Regions from separate parts of the Mus musculus genome. Here region 2 is linked to region 1. Evidence: chromatin loops called from intact Hi-C (ENCODE). Cell type or tissue: heart. All regions are shown on one strand. Each heading gives the region's core, and the rest is flanking DNA. Links, peaks and the distances in the headings are about the cores only.

Region 1 (8,325 bases), core at 54-8,053:
CATCGTGGGAGAAAGGACTCCTGTTCATTGCTTTGTGACCTCCATACGTGCAAGGCACACACGAATGCATGCTCACACTATACAAAGTAAGTGTTAGGCGTTGGAAGGAAACAGGTCAGATGTGCTCGCGTACCTTATGCGGAAGCTCCCACTGGAGGGCTCATACGGGAGTTTAAAGGATCTTATGTTTGGACCATAGACTGGTGGGACTGAAGGCAAAGGGAAGGTTCACGAATCCAGCAACTGACATCCATCCTCAGGGAAGGAGTAACTTTCTGCAGATTCAGGGAAATTTCCTGGAAGAGGTGGCGTCCGAATTGCCGGTGATTGACGTGTAGGAGTTGGTCAGACAAAGGACGCTGGGTGTTTCCCGCAGAGGACCTGGAGGCCACGAGGAGGCCACAGGTGTTCAGAACTTGGCGCCTTCCAGCACAGGGGTGGGAAGCTCACAGCGAATCATGGCTGGTTTCGGAATCACAGACTAGAATGCGCCCTCATCCACGTCTCAGGAATTGGGGTTTTCCCTATAACTTAACGCGCCCACGCTCCCCAGTTCCTCCAGAAAACATCCAAGACCGGGGTAGGGGGTATGGGGGAGAGGAATCCACAGAATGGTGATGATTGACATTCCTAAGAGCCAGTTGCTGCTGCCCAAAGCTCTGCCTGCTTCCTTATGGGCCAATGGCCCCTCTTCTTCTAGGCCTGTCGCTTAAACAGGGTGGCGTTAGAGCCGCGAACGTCACCTTTGGCTCAGCCAATATCAACGAGGGAGGAGGGGATTAGCTTAATGATAGACAAGTCAGTTTCTAGACGTCCGCTTAGCGCGGAGCCCGCCGGGAAGCTCCAGGGCGGAGCTGGCCAGAAAGGGGCGGGAAGATCTGGTGAATTTTACCCAATCGTCACACGTGCTGGGTGAGACAGACAGGCAGTTGTTCTCTTCCTAGCGGACAGGAGGGGGCGGGCCTTTAAACGCTAGGGGGGCGGGCACTTTATGTTTGATAGGCGTGTCTGTCATCCAATTGAAATATGAAGCTCTCAGATGGACGGCTTTACAGACCAATGAGAACTTATGGCGGGGTATCGGGGGCTGGGCTGAGGACCCTCTGGTAAAAGGCGGTCCCCGGTCGAGCCGGGGGGAGAAAAGAGAGAGGGGGGGGTCTCGGAGGCCGGAGGACTCGGGTGAAGATGGCGGCAGCCGAGGCCGCGAACTGCATCATGGAGGTGAGTAGCTGGGCTCTTTAGGCCCGGGGGCGGCGCGAGACGGGTGGCCCACGGCCTGAACTGTGGGGACGGGGCCTTTTGATGTGCCTGGCTTCGCGTTGGTCCGCATCGGGGGATGTGTTCGATCGTGACGGGAGAGATCTCGGCTTTCGGTGCTTTGGGACCCGCAGCCGAGCCGAGGACTGTCGCACGTGGTCGCGGGCCGGGGGCGCTTCCAGCCGGGCCGCACGTGGTCTCGCAGAGTAGCGTGGGGAGGGGGGTGTGCCGCCTCGAGGGGCCCCGTGGGCTCCACGTGCAGGACAAAGGCCCCGCCCCCAGCCCGATGACCTGGGCTGCACTCAAGGGGTCCAGGGGTTGCCACCCGCTCTCCCTGGCTCGGCTGTGGATGTCCATGCAGCCCGGGCTCTTTGCACCCGCGTGGGGCCTGAGAACATCAGTCCCCAGCCTCCCTTTCCCCAACTCTGTGTTAGCCTTGTGCAGCGGGGGGGGGGGGGGGGGGGGATGGGCATAGCCCTGTGACCTCTCTTTAAGGAGATGGTGGGGAATCTCATCCGAGGAGATCCGGATCCGTCGCCGGGCACCCCCTCGTGGTCACTATGGGCGTGTGAGAGGGGCGTCTTTTTTCATGGGGCGTGGCCCAAGCCCACCCCTTCATGGGAGGGCCCTCGGGTGGATGGATAGTCAGAGGTCAGTGGTGGGGGATAAAGGAGTTCGGATGGCCATGGGCCTTAACCTCCACAGAGCTCCATTTTTACCAACTTGAATGTGGCAAGGGACCCCTTTTTGAACATTTCCGCCTTTTTGCCTAATTTCCCCCCAAAACAGAATGAAATTCTAGCATCTGCCTTGCTTACCTGCTTATCGTTGATTGTTCGATCCTAAGCTGTATTCCTCAGTCTACTTTTTACTTAGTTTAATTAAACAAATGTGCCTGAGCCTGGCGGTGGTGGCGCACGCCTTTGATCCCAGCACTTGGGAGGCAGAGGCAGGCAGATTTCTGAGTTGAAGGACAGCCTGGTCTACAGAGTGAGTTCCAGGACAGCCAGGGCTACACAGAGAAACCCTGCCTCAAAAAAAAAAATGTGCTTGGCCTTGAACTCACCCTGTAGCTGAGTATGGCCTTGAACTTGCCATTTTCTTTTGACTTCTGAGTAGCTCATCATCAGGCTTGTAAGGCAGGTCCTAGACATGGGTTTCAAGCTCTCTTCAGTCATTTGTCAACCTTCTGGTGTCCGTCTGTACTATTGAAAAAGTGGGGCCCACGTGGGAATCTCACCTCCCAGGCTGTGGGGAGCTGAGAGCTTGGTTAGGTTGTGACGTTTCTCTGGAAGCCTTGGGTGGCAGTCATTGATGGTATTTAATTTGATGGGGCCCATACCTCTTCAAGTTCTCTGGAGGGGAAGGTCAGTTGCTGGGAAATCTGCCATAAATAGGGATCAGTTAGCCTACAGGGTCACTATGGTGACCCTGGGCCCTGGGACTTGTGGACAGAGAAAAGAAAAGGCTGTTCCAGTGTGGGAACCCAGGTGAGGTGGGGAATGGGCTGGACCCAGTTTTCCAAGGCATATATGATACCTCCTCAGAAAGGCAGGGAAACCAAAGAGGTCAGGTTGCCTCTGTGTGTTGGTGTGGGTGTGAGTTGGTGGTATGCCTGCTGCTTTGGTGGTGTGCTACGTCTCTCTAATGGAATCCTCTTAGGACAGGCGACAGCACCCTTCCCTTCCTACCCCTCCCTCCAGTTTATTCATGGCACTTCAGCCTGGCATGTGTGTCAGGAAATGTCACCTAATCTCTTGGGGGGGGATTAGGTAGTGAAGGGGAGCAACAGCTGGGCAGTGCCCATGTGCCCTGGCAAGTATTGGGTCTTGTGGCCTAGATGGGGTAGGTGTGTATGGCCAGTCATTGGACCAAAGAAGGACAACAGGGGGCAGGCCACCATCTCTTCAGCCAACAGCTGGGACAGGAGACCTTCCCTTCCCTCCTTCCTATCCTTCTCTACCCGATCACAGCCTCCCTCATTGCTTGTCCCTGCTCACACACACACTCCCTTCCTTGCCCAGGCAAAGCCAACCTACAAACCACTCACCGCCCCAAAGGCCTTCCCCAATCACCCCGTAGCTAATCCTTTTTCCCTGTTACTCTCTCCTAGAATTTTGTAGCCACCTTGGCTAATGGGATGAGCCTCCAGCCGCCTCTTGAAGAAGTAAATATCCTTTTGTGAGACCCCCACCCAGCCCACTTCCACATAAGCTTACTTGCTATACATCTGGCTCCCCAAGAGGTCTAACCGTCCTCTTGCTTCCAACCAGTTTCCTCTGCTGTGCCCCCTAACCCCTTAGGACAGAGCCCTTCCTGGCCCCAGCTGGCTTCCCCAGAACCATGGCTGCTTCCTTAACTCCATCTCCAGCCCTCCTCCCCTGCCCTTCCATGTGTCTGCCCTGGCTCTGCCCTCTCTCCCTCCCTCCCCAGCTGTGGGCTGAGCTAGAGACAGGCCATAGAGCCTGGAGAGATGGTAGGCGAGGCGGCTGCTCCCTGGATGGTGCTCTGGGTGGGTCCTGGAAGTGGAAACATGACCTGGGGAAGAAAGATGCTGGAGGGGGCTGGAGGGTTGTCCTGGTATGATGAGGGGCTTTTTGCAGGTTGAGGAGACTCTGGGGAACCCACCTTTGACCCTTTGCCACTCCCCCTCTTCTAGGTTTCCTGTGGCCAAGCAGAAAGTAGTGAGAAGCCCAACGCTGAGGACATGACATCCAAAGACTACTACTTTGACTCCTATGCCCACTTTGGCATCCACGAGGTGAGTAGAGACTGACCCTACAGCCAGTATGGACTGAAGGACCACAAGACCAGACAGGGCTCTGAGTGTCTCAGCACGTTCACTGCTCCCTTTCTGCCCCTGGTCCACTTTTGAAGACTGAATTCTTCCATCTCTCCAGAAGCCAGTGCAAGTGCTTCCTGCCCCAGTGTACCACAGACCTAGGGATGAGGTCCGGCCCTGTCTGTCTCTGGCGCCCTCTAGTGACTGGCAGTGGGGCTGCGTCCATGGCTCATGCTGCACTACAACCCTTTTTGATAAAGGAGACAGGACTTGGTGCAAATCAAATGACATTCTAAAGAATCCTCGTCTTTTTTCCATGGGGCTTTAAAAACAACAACAACAAAAAAACTACTAGAGGCTGGGATTGGGGCAAAGTGGCGGAGTAGTTGCTTAGCACGTGCTGGATAGTGGCCTCCATCCCCAGCATCATAAATGGGGAAAAAATTGGAAAATTTGCATAAAATAATTGAGCTTTTGGAGGCCTAGGGACGTACCCCAGTTATTAAAGGGCTTGCCATGCAAGCATGGGTTTCAGGTTTTTTTTTTTTTTTTTTTTTGGTTTTTCGAGACAGGGTTTCTCTTTATAGCTCTGGCTGTCCTGGAGCTCACTTTGTAGACCAGGCTGGCCTTGAACTCAGAAATCCACCTACCTCTGCCTCCCGAGTGCTGGGATTAAAGGCATGCGCCACCACGCCCGGTTGGGTTTCAGGGTTTAATCCCCAAAACCCACTTAGAACTGGCAGTGGCGGGCTGGTGAGATGGCTCAGTGGGTAAGAGCACCTGACTGCTCTTCCGAAGGTCCGGAGTTCAAATCCCAGCAACCACATGGTGGCTCACAACCATCTGTAACAAGATCTGACGCCCTCTTCTGGAGTGTCTGAAGACAGCTACAGTGTACTTACATATAATAAATAAATAAATAATTAAAAAAAAAAAAAAAAAAAAAAAAAGAACTGGCAGTGGCTCAATGGGTAAAGGTACTTGCCACACAAGCAGAAAGGAGTGCTTGCCATACAAGAGATCCCTGGATGGAGGATGGACAGTGTCTTCTGACTTCCATGTTCCTGCTGCGTGCATGATAACTTCCAGAACACCGAGCGTGGTGGTGTATGCTTGTATAGCTCAGCTCTGAGTAGGCAGAAGCAGGTTGATCACTGGGCTCATTAGCCTAACCTAATGGTCCAGCTACCCAGGTCTCAGACACCATGTCAGAAAACAAGGTGGCTGGAATCTGAGAGGTGATGTCAAGGGTCAATCGACCTCCTTGCTACTCGGCTGTCTGCTTACTCCATTTTAATTTGTGTGAGCCTGCCAGGCCAGTACCAAGGTTCATTTTGGTGATCTAAGGGCTGGCCTTGTACCCAGGACCTTCCTGTTTCAGCGTCCTGATTCACCCCTGGCTCGGGCAAGGACGGCACTGATAAAACCTGGCCAGTGTAGGTGTTCACTGCAAAAGAAGCGCCCGGAAGGGAAAGGGGTCCTCTGAGCCTTGCTCACCGTCAGTGTGGTGGTGGCATGCGTGCCTTGTGTGTCCCCTCACTCTGGTCCTCTGTCTCTGGTTCCCTGTCCAGGAGATGCTGAAGGATGAGGTGCGCACCCTCACATACCGCAACTCCATGTTTCACAATCGGCATCTCTTCAAAGACAAGGTGGTGCTGGATGTGGGCTCAGGCACTGGCATCCTCTGCATGTTTGCTGCCAAGGCGGGGGCCCGCAAGGTTATTGGGGTAAGTCCTACTGCAGTGGGCGGGCTGGTTAGGAGCTGGAGAGGGCATGGACTGGACTCTGTCTCACCCTCCTTCTTCCTGCCTTAGATTGAGTGTTCCAGTATCTCCGATTATGCTGTGAAGATTGTCAAAGCCAACAAGTTAGACCATGGTGAGCAGGAGGGGGGGTCTGGAGGAACAGGCACCTTCTTGGACGCCTCAGTGAAGAGTTAAGAGACCACAGTGGACAACTGGTGGCTCCTTCACGTTCGGGAACGCTGAGTCTGGATGTCAGGACGTTGGGCCTCGAACTTTAGGGTTTTGCATGGGGATCTTTGGTGACTGTGCTCAAGATTAGAGCTTCCCTTGTGCGAGGGTTTCCCATCCCTCAGTTGTCACATCCAGGGCCTGTCAAGAATTCTCCCCAGCAGCCCCCACTCTGGCATGACTGGCATTACCTTCCTGAGAACCCCACAACTGCTGCCCGTGCACCCACCGCACGGCTGGGTGTGCAGCTGGAAGCTTGCTTACCACAGGCCTGCCGCTCTACAGTTCCCACACAAAGGTTGTGCACTTGGTCCCACCACAGGCTTTGTCCTGTGCTTATGTGTACACATTGAAGGCCTTTAGTCTGCCTGAGGTGTCATTTCAAACCAAACTAGGTTTTTGGGGGTTTTCTTGGTTTTGGTTTTTCGAGACAGGGGTTTCTCTGTACAGCCCTGGCTGTCCTGGAACTCACTTTGTAGACCAGGCTGGCCTTGAACTCAGAAATCCGCCTGCCTCTGCCTCCCGAGTGCTTGGATTAAACAAACTAGTTTTCCATGCAGTTAAACTCTTGTTTTCCTCTCAAGAGTAGGCCTCGCTGTGTAGCTTTGGCTGTCCTAGAACCCACCATGTAGCCAGGCTGGCCTTGAACTCAGAGATCCTCCTGCTTGTGCCTCCCAAGTGCTGGGATTAAAGGTGTGTACCTGGTTATACTTAGCATTATAAAAGATGGAGCAGGTCTAAACTGAAGGCCCTGGAGGTCTTGTGTCCCATCATCCCATCCCTGGGAGCCTGAGGGCCAGGACAGGCTACAAAAAAAGGAAAACCTGTGAGAAGACAGTTGAGAGTAGATGAGCACTGGTGCCACAGTCTCCAAGGGCAGAGGCAGGCATGGGAAGGTGCGGCCTGGCACCCATCCGGGCGATAGTGCTTTCTTTAGTAGGAGTTTTTGTACTGCCCCAACAAGAGATGATCTGCAACTGAAGCAACAGGCCTGTGAGCTAGCACACGCTTGTTTGGAGCCTTGGCCCTCCCGCCAAGCCAGTTGGACAGCTTTCTTTGTATTTGAAACAGGGTTTTTGTTTGTTTTGGTTTTTGTTTTCTTTTTGATTTATTTGTTTATTTTATCTGTGTAAGTGAGCTGTGTCTATCCTCAGAAACACCAGAACAAGGCATCAGATCCCATTATAGATGGTTGTGACCCACTGGGTGTTTGCTGAGAATTGAACTCAGGACCTCTGGAAGAGCAGTCAGTGCTCTTAACCACTGAGCCATCTCTCCAGCCCAAGACAGGGTTTCTTATTGTAGCCCAAGTAGGCTTTGAACTTCAGTCCTTGAGTGTCAGCCTCCTAAGTAGCTGGAGTGACAGGCCTGTGCCACCAGGCCTGGCTGGCTATGATAGTTTTGTTTTATTTTGTTTCATTGAAATGCTTTCTATTTTTATTGGGTGGGGCACATGTAGAGGTCAGAGGATAGATCTCATTCTACCCTGGGGGTGAGATTCAGGTCATCCCACTTGGTTGCAAGCATCCTAACCTACTGGCCTCGTTTTACAGTTGTGTCTACACCATTATTACTTACTGCTTCACTTACTGAATAGAAAAATGTATTTCACCTGAGCACTGCTAGGGGAGGAAACAAACCCAGACCTGGAGAATGTTAAACTTGGGCTCGCAGCAGAGCTACTCCTAGACCCGCAGACAGAACCTGAAACTGTTGCTGTGCTACCCTTGTGCTTTAGGACGGACCTGGTGTTTTAACCTTTTATCCCCAGTGCTGGGGGACAGAGGCAGGCAGATCTCTGGGTTTGTGGCCAGCCTGGTCTACATAGCAAGTTCCAGGACTACATAGTGAGACAGTTTGAAAAGAGAGACAGGGTGCCTGCCCTTGGACCAGAGTCCTCTGTGGGTGTCTGGAACCATCTGGGCCAGCCCTCCCCGTGACTGGCATGCCATTCCTGTGGGTGCAGTGGTGACCATCATCAAGGGCAAGGTGGAGGAGGTGGAGCTGCCCGTGGAGAAGGTGGACATCATCATCAGCGAGTGGATGGGTTACTGCCTCTTCTACGAGTCCATGCTCAACACCGTGCTGCACGCTCGGGACAAGTGGCTGGTGAGCCATACGCCTTGGATGGGCGCCCCAGGCTAAGGAGTTAGAGCAGCAAATAGGGTGCCACCAAGTGTTTCTGTGGATGAGGCCTTCCCAGGGAGAAGGGACCAAAGGAATGGCAGAGGAACTGACTTGAAGAAGGCCAGTGCAGAGTCCTTACGCCAGGAGAGCGCGTACTGGGGGGAAGGGGAAGGGATCAGGAGGATA
Region 2 (8,325 bases), core at 102-8,101, 220 kb before region 1:
AGGAATGGTGACACACCAGGTTTTTTGTTTGGCTTTACTTTGGTTTGGGTGGTTTGGTTTAGGTTTTGGTTTTGGTTGTTAGAGATGGGATCACTCTCTGTAGCCCTGGCTATCCTAGAACTTGCTTTGTAGTCCAGGCTGTCCTCCAACTCTAAGATCTGCCTGCCCCTGCCTCCTAAGTGAGTTTAAAGGCCTGCAGTACCATTCCTGGCAAAACTTAAGGCTTTTGACTCAGGGTGATCCAATACTTGGCCACCTCCCAAATGCGGGGATTCTAAATGTGAACCATCGCACCAAATTTATCATTTGTTTTTGTTTAATTTTTGTTTTGTTTTGTTTTGTTTTTTTCCAAGATAGTTTTTCTATGTAACCCTGGCTACCCTCAAACTCACAGAGACCCTCCTGCCTCTGCCTCTTGAGTGTGGGGGAGTAAAGGCGTGCGTGCACCACCACTGTCCAGCGAATGCTTGCTTTCTTGCTTGCTTTCTTTCTTTCTTTCAAAAAAAAATTTTTTTTAATTTTTAAAAATTGTTAGCACATGAGTGCAGGTACACACAATGGCCAGAAGAGGGCATCAGATTCCCCGAGAGCTGGACTTAATGGAGCCTGTGAGATACTTACCATGGGTGTTAGGAATCCAAAGAATATCTTCTGCAGAGACACTAATAATGCATGTAAATGGTGCACACACTCAACGCTCAGGCACACCAGGTAAACATAGATGAAATAATCTCTTAGGCAACCGTGGAAGTTTAAAAATAATCAAATTTTGGTGCTGGAAAGATGGCTCAGCAGTTAAGAGCACTGACTGCTCTTCCAAAGGATCCAGGTTCAATTCCCAGCATCAAAGTGGCAGCTCACAACTGTCTCTACCTCCAGTTCCAGGGATCTGGCACCCCCTCACAGACACACATGCAGGCAAAACACCCATGCACATGAAAATAAACAAATCTTAAATAATAAATTTAATACACAAGAATGCAGCAGGCCAGACAGAAAACAGAACTGTCTGCCTAAAAAGGGTTTTTTAAGCAGCAAGTGAGCTGTAATGGAGGTTGAGATGGCCCAGTGGAGACCAAACATCTTGGATGCGCTGTGCGGCATCTGAGGAGCTCCCCGTGCCTCATTCCCAGGTTCCCAAAGTAGAAGCAAAAGAGCCCCCGGTGCCTGTGCAGAAGGTCACCGACAGCTTGCACCCAGAGCCCCGGCAGGTGGCTTTCTGGATCATGAAGATGCCAAGGCGGAGGACCCAGCCCGATGTCCAGGATGGAGGCCGCTGGCTCATAGAAAAGCGACATCGCATGCAGGCCATCCGGGATGGGCTCCGTGGAGGCGCCCGTGAGGACAGCCTGGAGGATGGGGTCCATATCCCCCAACACGCCAAGCTGCCTGTCAGAAAGACACACTTTCTCTACATCCTCAGGCCATCCCAACAGCTGTAAGTGGGGACCAGATGTCCCACACCCTACCCCAACACCATATGGAAATAAAGGTTTTCTTACATCTAGCTCAATCTCCTTTTGGTATCTCTTCCCAAACAGGCCAGAATAACGACTCCATCCTACACATACACTCAGTGCTGACAATGGCTGTGCCAGCTCTTCCTTACATCTCATTCAGAACATGGCCTCTTGGTTGGGCAGCTGGATCTCCTGTAGCACCATGATACACCTGGTTCCGAAACCATTGATCCACCCTGTCTGCCATCCCAAGTCTTTAAAGCACATTGCTGAGCCACCCCAGCCACCAAAATATATATTTTTTAGATTTTACAAAATTACTCAAGATCTCACAAAAGGGAAAGCAAATATTGAAAAATTAATATTATGGGGGCTGGAGAGATGGCTTAGCAGTTAAGAGCACTGGCTGCCCTTCCAGAGGTCCTGAGTTCAATTCCCAGAAACCACATGGTAGCTCACCACCATCTGTAATGGTATCTAATGCCCTCTTCTGGTGTGTCTGAAGATAGCAACAAGGTATTCATAGACATAAAATAATTCTTTTTTAAAAAGTTATTATTTTAAATTTATATGTATAAAAATTTTGTTGGCATGTGTGTCTGTGCACCATATTTGTGCCTGGAGACCAGAAAAGGGAATCAGATCTGCTGGGGGTGGAGTTATAGACCCTGTGAGCTGCCACATGCGTGGGGCATAAAACCATGCCAGGAAATTCAGTTAGGCATAGCAAGTTCAGACCCAGAGACTCTGTGCACACCTGAGGCTTAGGCGACTCCCTGCTCCCCCACCCCACCCACAGACTCCTGACTTGGAACACATGCCATGCTTCGCACATAAATGTGTCAAGCTGGGCATGGTGGCGCATGCCATTAATCCCAGCACTCGGGAGGCAAAGGCAGGCGGATTTCTGAGTTTGAGGTATGATTTTACACATCCATTTTCCGCCATGACAATAAACTGTTTAGAATCATAGACTGTCTCTTTTCATCAAGATCTGCTGTGGGAGCCATGAAGAAGGCCTTCACCTTCAGAGCCACAACCCACTCCCCCATAGAAGGCTTCTCTGCGCTCCCAGTCACAACCTCCTTCCCTTACCAAGATAAGGACAATAATCCCTGTGAGACTAGCTGGAGTTCCCCTTCTCCCCCAACCCCTGCCCCAGGCTCCAGGCTAGATGCTGTCCCCAGACCTCAGGCCCCTGCTCTTCCAGGACTCCCAGCCGTGCCAGGATTTCCAAGAGTCTGAGAACCCCACAACCCTGGCCTTGTCACAGGCCTGGGACCCCAGAAGGAGCTCTGGCTTTCCCACCCTGGGAGCAATGTCACTTCCTTACAGCCCAGCATCCACCCCAGAGGCAGTATGGGATAAGCCCAGTCAAACTCCCTGCTTCTGTGTCCTGAGTGGCCTGCAATGTGGATGCTGGGAATCCATCTCAGGTGTTCTGGAAAAACATCCATTGCTCTTAAACAGTGGTCTATGTTTCCAGCCCCAGGAATGGATGTTGATAATAGGGACAAAGCTAACAGGGTCCAGAATGCACCACAAGTTGTCCTGAAAACACCCGGCAGACCTTTCATCTAGACCAGGCGTCCTAGTTTGCTTTCTACTGCTGCGGTGCGTGAGCACCACGATCAAAAACAACTTGGGGTGAGCACCATGATCAAAAACAACTTGGGGAGTCTATTTCATCTTGTGATAGATCACAGTCCATCACAGAGAAGAGGCAGGGTAGGGGCTCGAAGGAGGAACTGAAGCTTGCTCAGGGTTTTGTTTTGTTTTTTTTCATACAACCCAGAAGCACCTTCCCAGGGGTGGTCTTGCCCACAGTGGGCTGCCATCCACATCACTCATTAACCAAGAAAATATCCCCACAGGCTTGCCTACTGACAGGGTAACTTTTCAGTTGAGGTTTTCAGATGACTCTGGCTTTTGTCAAGGCAACAAAAAACTAAACAGCACACACAGGGTCTGATGGTCAGTAAGGTGAGAAAGACCTTGCACTTTTTGCCTCTACCTCCCGAGTACTGGTACACTACCCTGCCCAATTCACTAGGCCCTAGGGATTGAATGAGGGCACCCTCAGTCAAACACCGTACCCCTGAGCTACATGCCCAGTCCTTATCATTACATGCATGTGTTTTTAAACAGCAAGGGGTAGGAAAGTGAACATGATAGGGTCTGCATGTGGAATTCAGGGGCCCTCCTTGCACCATGTGGGTCCTGGGGATTCTTCTCAGATCGATCACCGGGATGGGTGGCAAGTGTCTTTACTCTTTTTTGGTTTGGTTTTTTTTTTTTTTTTTTTTTGGCTTTTTCGAGACAGGGTTTCTCTGTGTAGCCCTGGCTGACCTGGCACTCACTTTGTAGACCAGGCTGGCCTCGAACTCAGAAATCTGCCTGCCTCTGCCTCCCAAGTGCTGGGATTAAAGGCGTGCACCACCACGCCCGGCTGTTGGACCCTTAATAATAAAAAAGTTCGAATAGTCCACAGGCATGGACTGAGGCAGGGTGATTGCTTCAAGTCCGAAGCCATCCTGGGCTACATAGCTAAGCAGTAAGTAGAAACTATAATAGTTTGGGAAAACAGCTTGGGTACCTATTAATGCGGGGGGCGGGGGGGGGGGAGGGAATGGAGCGGAAGTGAGGCTGGACCAGACTGCGCATCATTGTGACAGTGGCGGGCGAGCCAGACCCAAAAGAAAGAACTTGGTTCAAAGACTGACAAGAAGAAAAGGATGAACAGGGAGTCCTTCGGTTGAACTCTCTCCTGCTTGGCCCTATTTTGTCAAGCAGAAGGAAAGGATTTTTGTACCGCAGAAGAAAGCTGCCGATAATATCGCGCCATCACCGCTAGCCCCACTAGTGCGCATGCACTCGATCCTCAGGTCCAGCCTATCCTCCCGAGAAGCTCTACGCATGCGCCAGCTCAAGGGTCTTCGTAAGGAGAGACCCGGGCGCCATCCACTCGGAGTGCGCTTGCGTGAGTACAAGAGCCTGAGAGGGCGGGACTTGCAGGAGGCCGGCTCATTTGCATTTCTGGCGGGAAAAGGCGCGTGTGAACACGCCTCTTCCGTGACATTCGCAACCGCCGTTCGTCGCTGGTGTCCCTCAACTGAGTCCCGACTCCAGGTACGCCCTGCCTGTGGCGACTTTCATGGCAGGTTCCCCGGTAACATCACCTGCCAGCTCCTTCAAAAACGCCCCAAGTTTTGAGACAAGGTTTCTCTGTGTAGCCCTGGCTGACCTGGAACTCACTCTGTAGACCAGGCTGGCCTCGAACTCCGAAATCCTCCTGCCTCTGCCTCCCGAGCGCTGGGATTAAAGGCGTGCGCCACCGTGACCGGCTTCCTCAGGAAAATTCTAGTGGCAACTTCGGCAATCCTGTCAGACTCTTGAAACTTCCGGTTGCTTTTTGTTGCTTGTTTTCTATTTTTGTTTGAGACAGACCCTCCAAGTGCTGCCCAGGCTGGCCACGACCTCATGATCCTCATTCCCCAGTTTTAGGATTACAGCTCTCCCAGATGTGCCCAACTGCAATCTTCTAGAACTTTTGAAACCTAACACTTAATCTATTTTGTTTTTGTGGGTAGGGTAGGTGTTTTTGTTTTGAGACAGGGTTTCTTTGTGTAGCATTGACTGTCCTGGAACTCTCTCTGTAGACCAGGCTGGCCTGTGTGCTTCTGGTTCCCACGTGCTGGGATTAAAGGTGTGCACCACCACTGCCTGGCTTTTGTTTGGGTGTTTTTGGTTTTTGTTGTTGTTGGGGTTTTTTGTTTGTTTGTTTGTTTTTGAGTATTTTGCCGGCATGTTTGTATGTGTGTCAGGTATGTGCCTGTGGAGACCAGGTGGTTTTGTATCCCTCTGAACTAAAATTGCAGATGAGGAGGAGTTCACATGTGTGTAGTGGGATTCCAACCCATATCTATCTGGAAGAGTAAACTGTTAGTCCTCTTAACGACTAAGCTACCCTCCAGGGACTCTCTAGGGCTTCAGTAAATTGCCCAGACTCTACTCAAAACCTTGGATCCTGCTGCCTCAGCCTCCTGAGTGCTGGTATCACAGGTGTAGCCCACCACGCCAGCCGCTAGGATCTTCTAGATATCCCATCAGAGTCTCCCTCAAAAACCTGTCAGAGACTTTTCCTCTGAAATCTTGGTGGAGATTTGGTGTTCAAGTCCTATCTGATACTTTAGAAATCTGTAGTTGCCCTACAAGTTCCGCCGGGGACTCTGAAATCTAGTGACACCCCAGAAATGCAGCCCTTGAATTCTAGTCCAGGGATCCCCTCCAGACTTCCTCCATGTTTAAAACCCACAAGACACTCACTGGCCACCTGATATCCCTTGTTCCTCAAGATTTTGTCCGAGTTTCCCCTTGAAAGAGTCTCAGAAAGCCTCTTCTTTCCCTGGTGCCTTCTAAAAGCCTCTGAGATGGACAGCAGGAGGATCCCCACTAGCTGAAGACCAGCCTGCTTTACACAGCTTCAGAAGGCCCACTACAGCTAAAGCTACATAATATATATTTACTAAGTCCCTGTCTCCAAAAGCCAGATAATAATGTCTCCAGAAAACATTCGGCTGCCGGAATACAGGCAAGGCAGAGTGATGGCTGCATTCCCTGAGGAAAGGGAGAGAGGCTGCTTCTCTCCCCTTCGGTGACAAAGATATAGGCTGGATCACTCCAGATTCAAAATAGATTAAGGCGGGCTTACGAGGAGGCATCAACCTCCACCCACCTCACACGTGGAGATCAGTGAAGTCACACATCCAGGCTAAGCTTAGCAAAGGTGTTTTATAAAGCTTAGACGGGGAGTGATAACGTGCCAGCTAGGGGCTGGGATTATGTCCTTACATGGTCAAAAGCTGAGACCCCGGGGGCGGGGGGGGGGGGGGTTGGCACTTATGGGTGGATAGCTGGAAAGTGGAGAGGAGAGGTGTTAGCCCCAAGTTTTGTCCTTGTGGGCAGAGTTGAGGGGAGAAGAGCAAAGGAGGTTTCTTAGCTTTTGCAGGGGATGAGCAGGGGTTCCAAACAAACAAAGGGGAGCCAAGCAGGAGGAAACCCAGGCTCTCTCTACCCTTGGCCCCAGTCCCTAGAGGGACTACTGACAGTGCCTCCTTTTCTCCTGAAAGTGACTGGCCAGTCGGGCGTGGTGGCCAGCACTAGGGAGGCAGAGGCAGGCAGATTGGATTTCTGAGTTCGAGGCCAGCCTGGTCTACAAAGTGAGTTCCAGGACAGCCAGGGCTATACAGAGAAACCCTGTCTCAGGGAAGAAAAAAAAAAGTGACTGGCCAGGCTGTAATAGAGGCAGGACAGCACTGTCAGGGTGCAGAGGAGGGAGTCCCTGTGACCACAGAAGCCTGTGAGAGTCAAGCCCACTCATAAATATAGGCCTTGGGAGTGTCTGTAAAGATGTCTCAGTGGTAAAGAGCACTGAGTTCAATTCCCAGCAACCACATGGTGGCTCACAACCATCTGTAATGGGATCTGATGCCTTCTTCTGTCATGCAGGCATGCATGCAAATAGAGCACTCATATAAATAAATAAACAAACAAACAAATAAATAAATTTTATTTTTAAAAAGGGGGAGCAGCATGGAGATGGCTGGTGGAGGAGAAAAACAACAGAGTTGATTTTCAACAGAGAAGAGCCTAGAGAGAAGGCCCGGTGGTTAAGAGAACTTGCTGTGTGTCAGCGTGAGGGCACATGCCTTTAGTCCCAGCACCCTGAAGCAGGTGGATCTCTTGAGTTCAAGGCTGGTATTCCTGGCAAGTGTTAGGCCAGCCAGATCTCCAGAGAGAGACTCTTTGTTTGGAAAAGAAAAGAATAAGAAGCCACTGAGACACTTACTACTTTTGCAAATGACCAAGTTTTGATTCTCAGATGGCACATGCCAGCTCACAACCTTCTCTCTCCAGTTCCAGGTGCTCTGATGCCCTCTTCTGACCTCCACCACATCACAAAACACATTTAAAAAAAAAAAAAAAAAAGGGTGAGAAGCAGGCCTGGTGATGGCCATGCACATTCTTTTTTTGTTTGTTTGTTTTGTTTTTTGGGGTTGTTTTGTTTTGTTTTGTTTTGTTTTGTTTTTTCGAGACAGGGTTTCTCTGTGTAGCCCTGGCTGTCCTGGAACTCACTCTGTAGACCAGGCTGGCCTCGAACTCAGAAATCCGCCTGCCTCTGCCTCCTGAGTGCTGGGATTAAAGGCGTGCACTACCACCGCCCGGCGGCCATGCACATTCTTGCCAAGGCAAAGAGATCACAAATTCAAGGCCAGCCTGGCCATCTTAGGGTGGCTTTGTTTCCAAATACAAAGAGAGCCAGAGTGTGTAGCTTAACAGTAGAACACAGGTATTAATCATTAGTAAGCAGCTGCCCTGGGATTTGATAGTAGAGCACTTGCCTAGAATCTACCAGTGAAAGATTGAAGGTGACTCAGTGATAAAAGTGACTGGAAGTAGGGAAGAGCACTAGGAGGCCAGCAGTCTACAGAGGACCCCATGGTCTGCCTACAGGCAGGGAGGGAGCCTGCTGGGCTGTAGTCAGCTCCAGATAGAGTGAAATGTTCCAGAGAACAAGAGGCAGGAAGGCAAGAGTCCCAAGCAGAGACATAGTAGGAGCAGCAGGCCACTTTACCAAATGGCATGCAGGTTAGATGACTGCTAGACGATATAGCATGATTTGGGGAGAGAAAGCTGCTGGCCCAGGCCACACTGTGCCTCTGTTGCTAGACCCAAGCAGGCTCGGACTCAAAGAAGCCACAGCCACACAGGTCAAATCTGCAGCCTGTGGGAATGGACTGGAACCTGGCAGGAAGCTAGGACATGGGCCACAGAGAACAAGGTGAGCCCGAGGTCGGACTGTGAA

What was found. A loop is a pair of places that touch in the nucleus more often than their neighbours do. Peaks named below come from ENCODE experiments on the same cell type or tissue, not always from the same donor. Only the 100,000 strongest peaks of a DNase experiment are listed, where the experiment ranks them.
Region 2: it touches region 1 in a loop (3-fold over the local background); 1 of 42 quality-filtered maps calls a loop at or near these places.

What each region holds. Positions count from the first base shown.
Region 1 is chr7:44,979,179-44,987,503 of GRCm38, reverse strand. It overlaps Prmt1 (protein arginine N-methyltransferase 1), which reads left to right and starts at 1,084. Exons shown (of 10, transcript NM_001252476.1): 1 at 1,084-1,221; 2 at 3,917-4,018; 3 at 5,611-5,766; 4 at 5,854-5,917; 5 at 7,979-8,121. The coding sequence starts at 1,186. Gm15545 (predicted gene 15545) reads right to left here and starts at 604. Exons shown (of 2, transcript NR_045266.1): 1 at 134-604. In heart, for the core only: CTCF peaks have their summits at 1,799 (motif pointing left) and 4,236 (motif pointing left); DNase peaks (open chromatin) are centred at 793, 1,813, 2,913, 4,213 and 2 weaker places; H3K4me3 peaks cover 3,419 bases; H3K27ac peaks cover 2,300 bases.
Region 2 is chr7:45,200,707-45,209,031 of GRCm38, reverse strand. Kash5 (KASH domain containing 5) reads left to right here and starts at 4,140. Exons shown (of 20, transcript NM_201374.2): 1 at 4,140-4,440. The coding sequence starts at 4,329. Dkkl1 (dickkopf-like 1) reads left to right here. Exons shown (of 5, transcript NM_015789.3): 5 at 1,134-1,507. The coding sequence ends at 1,442. In heart, for the core only: a CTCF peak has its summit at 1,969 (motif pointing left); a DNase peak (open chromatin) is centred at 4,401; H3K4me3 peaks cover 1,158 bases; H3K27ac peaks cover 1,962 bases; H3K27me3 peaks cover 865 bases.